Linked DNA regions of Mus musculus: region 1 is linked to region 2. The links are chromatin loops, found by intact Hi-C in ENCODE. Cell type or tissue: left cerebral cortex. All regions are shown on one strand. Each heading gives the region's core, and the rest is flanking DNA. Links, peaks and the distances in the headings are about the cores only. Region 1 overlaps Tmem132d (transmembrane protein 132D). Region 2 has its middle 83 kb from the start of Glt1d1.

Evidence for each region. Hi-C counts contacts between places; a loop is a spot of excess contacts. Peaks named below come from ENCODE experiments on the same cell type or tissue, not always from the same donor. Only the 100,000 strongest peaks of a DNase experiment are listed, where the experiment ranks them.
Region 1: it touches region 2 in a loop (2.0-fold over the local background); 2 of 42 quality-filtered maps call a loop at or near these places.

The regions. Positions count from the first base shown.
Region 1 is chr5:127,794,235-127,797,156 of GRCm38, forward strand. Tmem132d (transmembrane protein 132D) reads right to left here. Exons shown (of 9, transcript NM_172885.2): 6 at 1,664-1,869. Among named protein-coding and RNA genes, the nearest start is that of Glt1d1, 160 kb to the left of the region's middle. In left cerebral cortex, for the core only: no CTCF peak of the experiment used is centred there; a DNase peak (open chromatin) is centred at 1,384.
Region 2 is chr5:127,714,129-127,717,050 of GRCm38, forward strand. No RefSeq gene overlaps it. Among named protein-coding and RNA genes, the nearest start is that of Glt1d1, 83 kb to the left of the region's middle. In left cerebral cortex, for the core only: a CTCF peak has its summit at 1,428 (motif pointing left); no DNase peak of the experiment used is centred there.

The DNA.
Region 1 (2,922 bases), core at 319-2,818, 80 kb after region 2:
GAGACCTCAGCTCCTGGGACTTCAGTAAGCCACACCCAACTGCTCCTGTGCAGAATCTGGGAGTCTAAACACACCGTTCTTCAAGCCATACTGAGTTTCAGATTAAGGTCCTGATCATACAGTGTTTCCAGGTTTCCTTTCTGTTGCTTTGATAAAAGCGCTCTTGACCAAGAGCAACTTGGGGAGGCAGGGTTTTTTTTTTTTTTTTTTTTTTTTTGGCTTACACTTCTCAGTCAGAATCCATCATTGAGGGAAGCTGGGGCAGGAACTCAAGTGAGAACTTGAAGAGAAGGTCCATGCTGTCTGCTGGCTTTCTGACTCATGCTTAGCTAGCTCTCTTATCTAGCCCATGACCACTTGTGTCATGCTACCAAGAGTGAGCAATTAATAATTAAGACAATTCCCTACAATCACATAGATCAACCCAATCCAGGCAATTCCTCAATAGAGATTTTCCACTCTGATGATTCTTGGCTGTGTCAAGTTAACAATCAGGGCCAACCAGGACATACAGTAATATGTGGCTAATATGCCTGGGTTGTCACCCAAAAGAGACAAGCATTTATCACAAGGTTAGTGAGATACTATAATCAAGACAGACAGGAACAGGTGGCTCCAAATGGACAGATGTTGGCTGTTCCTTCTCTGATATCTTGTATACACTGGTCCATTCCCACTATCAACTCAACTTCCATTCACATGTTGACTGTCCACTTCTGAGGGAGCCCATCAGCTATGGTGGCATCTGAGACTACCATTTACCAGACCTGGCTAGGTATTTGCCAACTACATCATCATCATCATCACCACCACCACCACCACCACCCACTCCATCATCTATCCCAGCTCCTGGCAAGCCAGTTTTCCAAAGAAATATCTCTAAGGACTATCTTCCCACTGTCTGCTGCATCCACCACCTTTGTCCTCCAGCTATAGCCTCTTCCAGAGGTCACAGGACTAGAGGGGTGAACTTCAAAGGTGAAGAATAACAAGGTCCTCTGGAGTGACAACTGATTCTCGCCTCTGCTATGCACCCATAGCCCACAGGAGTCTCTCCTTATGTGACAGGACTCATGCTTACCCTGACACTTGAAATGTCTCCAGTGTATGACTATGTGCACAGGCATCCCTGCAGTGACATTCAGAAAGCAGAGCCTGAGCATTGTGACTCTACCTCTCCATCCTCATCTGGCCTTCTGATGGATGATGGGAGGCTAACTTCTCTACCAAGCTACACCCCATGGTATGACAGGTACGCTATGGCAGACAAGCTTCAGACTTCTCACCAGGGCCAAAAACTCTGATCTGCTCTGGCTTATGGAATGACATCTGTTACTTGCTTCTTCCTAAAGTCAGTTCTCTTCTTAGCCCGAGTCTCATCCACATGACTTCCTCCCCGCCCCCAAGTTCATCTTTCTGTAGGTGGTGCTTGTGGCTGGAGTCCAGTTGCCTACAAGGCAGAGTCTAGGCACTTGGTCACAGTAAATCACCATGTGAACCCTTGTATCTACTCTTACCTGAAGCTAGCCATCTGTCTGCTTCCCTCCTCAAGTTTAACCATAGTGGACATGACTTTCTGCTATGGATGCTCAATGTACAACACACGTATGCATGCATGCACACACTCAAGCACTCTCACATGTACATGTTTATATACACCTACCTTTTGTTGGAGACAATGGGGACCCGCCAGCCCTTGATCTGGTTCAACTCCATGTCTGAGACCTCAATCTGCAGAGGTAGCCGTGGTACCCACACTGTCATCTCCAGGGGGCTGCTCAGGTGCTGGTAGGTGAAGCTGACTACCACGTTCACCTTGCCCTTCATTTCTTTCCCATTGACAAAGACATAGTCACATCTGTCAGAAACCTGGTGGGGAGGAGGGAGAGAAGCAGGGCAGGGGGAGGTGAACTTCATTGCAGTCCACAGACCAGGGAATAGGGTAGTGCCATATTTGGGATTCATCATTGTGAGGCAGAGCAGGCACAGGCAGTCTCTTTGAATGAAGAGCTATCAGAGCAGATCCTGCTGGTGTGACTAAGGTTCTTTGATCCACTGGAGTGGTAAGTAGAGTTGTATATGTTTATTTATTTGATTATTTATTTACTTTTCTCTTTGTGTCTGTGTGTGCACATTTGTAAGCATGTGTGTGTATGTGTGTGTGTGTGTGTATATATATATATATATATATATATATATATATATGCATGAGGAACACAAAAGTGGATGTCAAAAATCTGTCCTTCATCCATTGCTCACCTTATCCATCAAGGTAGAGTTGCTTAGTCAAATTCAGAGCTCATCTAAATGGCTAATCACACCCGGCAGTTTGTTCTTTGTGTCGGCCCTCCAAGGCTAAAATCACAGACAGGCTGCCATGCTCACCTGGTATTTATGTGGGTTTTGGAGATCCAAACCCAGGTCCTCACACTCTCAAGGTGAGCACTTTTAACTCCTGAGCTATCTCGCTAGCCTCAAAGTGAAGGCTCTTGATTGATGGGGATTAGCCTTAAATGTTTGGGTTGGTTTTGGCTCTGTTCTAGATGTCCTTTTGAGAAGGCTACTGGTAATTTAGGGGAAGGGAGCAGACACTGTGGCCATGGGGGTAGGAGGCTGTGCTATGAGTGTGGAGATCAGGGAGAGTAAGGAATGAGACAAGTCTGATTGGAAGCCAAACAATACCAGACAGATTCCTGATTCCTGATCCCTAGTCTTCAGAACTACAGGGGGAATAAATGCACTCTTCCAAGAGCCAGCTGGTTTGTGGTTCACTGGCTCTAGTAGAGAGTAGACCCAGGGTAGAATGCGAAGATGGATTCTGGGATGAGAATGGGTCCCCTCACTTGTGCTTTGCTTGACAGCACAGGGAGAGGAAGCAGGTGTGAGGAATTCACTAATCACTGGCTATGATACAGGTCAGGG
Region 2 (2,922 bases), core at 240-2,739:
CAACACCTCTGACAGTTTACAAACACTTTTAACACTTTTAACTTCACCTTCAGGAGATCTGATATCCTCTTCTGGCCTCTGTCTCTGTCTCTGTCTCTGTCTCTCTCTCTCACACACACACACACACACACAGGTGAGGGGGTAGGTAAGTTGCATGGTATAAGGACCATAGCCTGTTGACAATATCATGGCAGGAATTCTTATTAATGAGTGTTAAAGAAAAGACTAGGATTCCTCTCTGGACAGGCCTCATAAGCTATCTTACCATGTTATCGTGTCTGTACAAACATCTGTTTGTATCTGGGTGCAGCATAATACACCACCATTGACTTGGGTACTTTCTGCATATGTGTAAACCTCATACCTGTGGAAAATTGACACTCACAAGTTTTCTGCAGTAGAGAGCTGAGGTAGGCAGCACCCATTCTGATATCAGAGTCAATTTCTATCTTTTAAATTATTTTTATTTATGTGTATGTATGTGAGTATGTGCATGTGTGTGCATTGCCTGTTGAGACCAGAAGAAGGTGTCAGATTACCCGGAGCTGGGGTTCCTGGTAGCTGTGTGTGCCCAGTGTGGGAGCTGGTAACTCAACTCAGGCCTTTTGAGAAAGTAGCACACGTTCTTAATCACTGAGTGGAGCTGTCTTCTCCAGGCAGGCCCTAGAGTCAAGTTCTGGACTGGGGATTTCAGAAGCTTTTGAATGTCAGTAAAAAGTTGCTATTCTGAACACCAAAGGCTGAATCCTAAAGTAGGGCTTTTGGGGAAGAAAGGTTCTGGCCTTCAGTGCAAGGTCTGAATGTGTCTCAGAAACTGTCTGGAAGGCCTCAGGCATATCTGTGTTTTAATTGTCAGACTGGAGATAAGAGAAACTGAAAGAGAGAGAGAGAGAGAGAGAGAGAGAGAGAGAGAGTTACAAGACAGAGAGTATTCTCTTTCTCACATGAAAAGGTGGCTGGAGAAATGCACTCACACAGACTACATTCAAATTGTCCTTGCTCAAGGTAATTTAAAAACAAACCCGACAAGTTTGTAAATGGGGGGGGGGCTTTTCTGAATTTTTCATTAGGGAAAAGTTCACCGCCAAAGCAGGCTCTTACCCCCATGTGCAGATCAGAGGCAGGATCCTGTGGTCCCGCCCTGCTTCTCTTTATCACTGTGTACATGCAGGCTGTGCATGTGCACAGTGATAAAGAGGTCTGTGGACCTGTTGACCCACTGCCACGCTGGGGGATTTGTCCCACCCACTACCCCCAATCCAAAGGGTGAATAATATGTCACGCATACACTTCCAAATGCTTGGGGCTGAAGAGACAGGTCAGCGGTTAAGAATGTATACTACTCTTGCAGAGCACCCCAGTTTGATTCCCAGCATCCACATGAGGTGGTTCCCAGCCTTCTTTAACTCCAGCTCCAGAGTACCTGGCGCCCTCTAGTGGTCTCCAGGGGCACCTGTACTCACATACACACATAGAGATACATTAAAAACAAAACAAAACAACAAAAACAAATCTTTAAGCTTTCCAAGTGCTATCAACATTGTTTTATAAATGAGATCACTGGAGATTTTACCTCACAGGTGAATGAGGAAGCCGGTGGCAAACACAGCAAATTTAAATACAGGTTCAAGACACGAATGTCCCGGGAGTTGTCACTCTCCTATTGCTGGTGGAGACACCAACTTATATAGGAAGAGGTCACTGGGGTTGGTAGGTTGAGAGGGTTAGAGTCCATCACCAGCATGCCAACAGACAGACAGACATGGTGCTGGAGCAGTGGCTGAAAGTGCACAGGGCCAGGCATGGTTGTGTGTGTGTGTGTGTGTGTGTGTGTGTGTGTGTGTTGTACAAACCTTTAATCCCAGGGCTCAAGAGGCAGAGACAGAATAACTTTGTCTCTCCACAATGAGTTCTAGGACAGCTGGGCCTACATAGTAAGCATTCTGAGACCCTATCTCTAAACAAACAAGCAAACAAACCAAATTTGGCAGTTACTATAGGTCTCATGTCTTGGTTCCACACAACACCACCATCTTTATCTTTAAAATAATTTACCTTTGTTGTTTTTACCAGTGTGGGCTGGGTTGTGGTGAGAGAGGCTAGCTAGCGGGTATGCTCAACCTCTGGGCTGCACCGAGATACATAAAGGATGGATATCAGTGTGGTAGAACACAAAAATCACAAAGTTACTTAAAATATTTTGAGATTTTTTTTTCCCCCTGTGATTTGATTGTGAGGTTCTTGGGTATGATTTTTATAGATGCCAGTGTTATGTGGAAGTGTCAGAGGTTGGACATAACTTGTTGTAACTCAGCTGGGACAAGCTAGATTGTGCTAGGTGTGAAGTGCGCTAGCACGACCCAGACAGGTCACAGGTGACAGCTTGCCACTTGAGTTAATCAAGCATGGAGCTTGGTGAACCACACCAGGTCTCTAGGCTCTGTGACAGCCAGCAATTCAGCCACCTCTTACACCTTTCTCAGCCTTGGTTAGGCTTTTGTGCCTGTGGCCACACAAGGTCTGAGACTTTTCAACAATGAGTTCTTGGTTACCGGCAAAGAATGCTAATTGCACATGGACGCCAAATATCTATATCTATTTTCTTCCTCCTCCTCCTCCTCCTCCTCCTCCTCCTCCTCCTCCTCCTCCTCCTCCTCCCCTTCTCCTCCTCCTCCTCCTCCTCCTCCTCCTCCTTCTTCTTTTTTCAACAGAGTATGGCTTTACTCAGGGAGGCAATCTGCCTAAATGACAATACCGTGTATCTCCAGTCTGAGTATGTGGGGTGTGACCTAGAAATTCTGAATAGAATCATCTAAATGACACGATGAGAAACAGGAGCCACTCTGTCTTGCCGTGCAGAATTCAGGTGTGATGGCTGGTAGTCCAGCAGCCATCTTGCAGACATTAGGGTAGAGAGAGGTG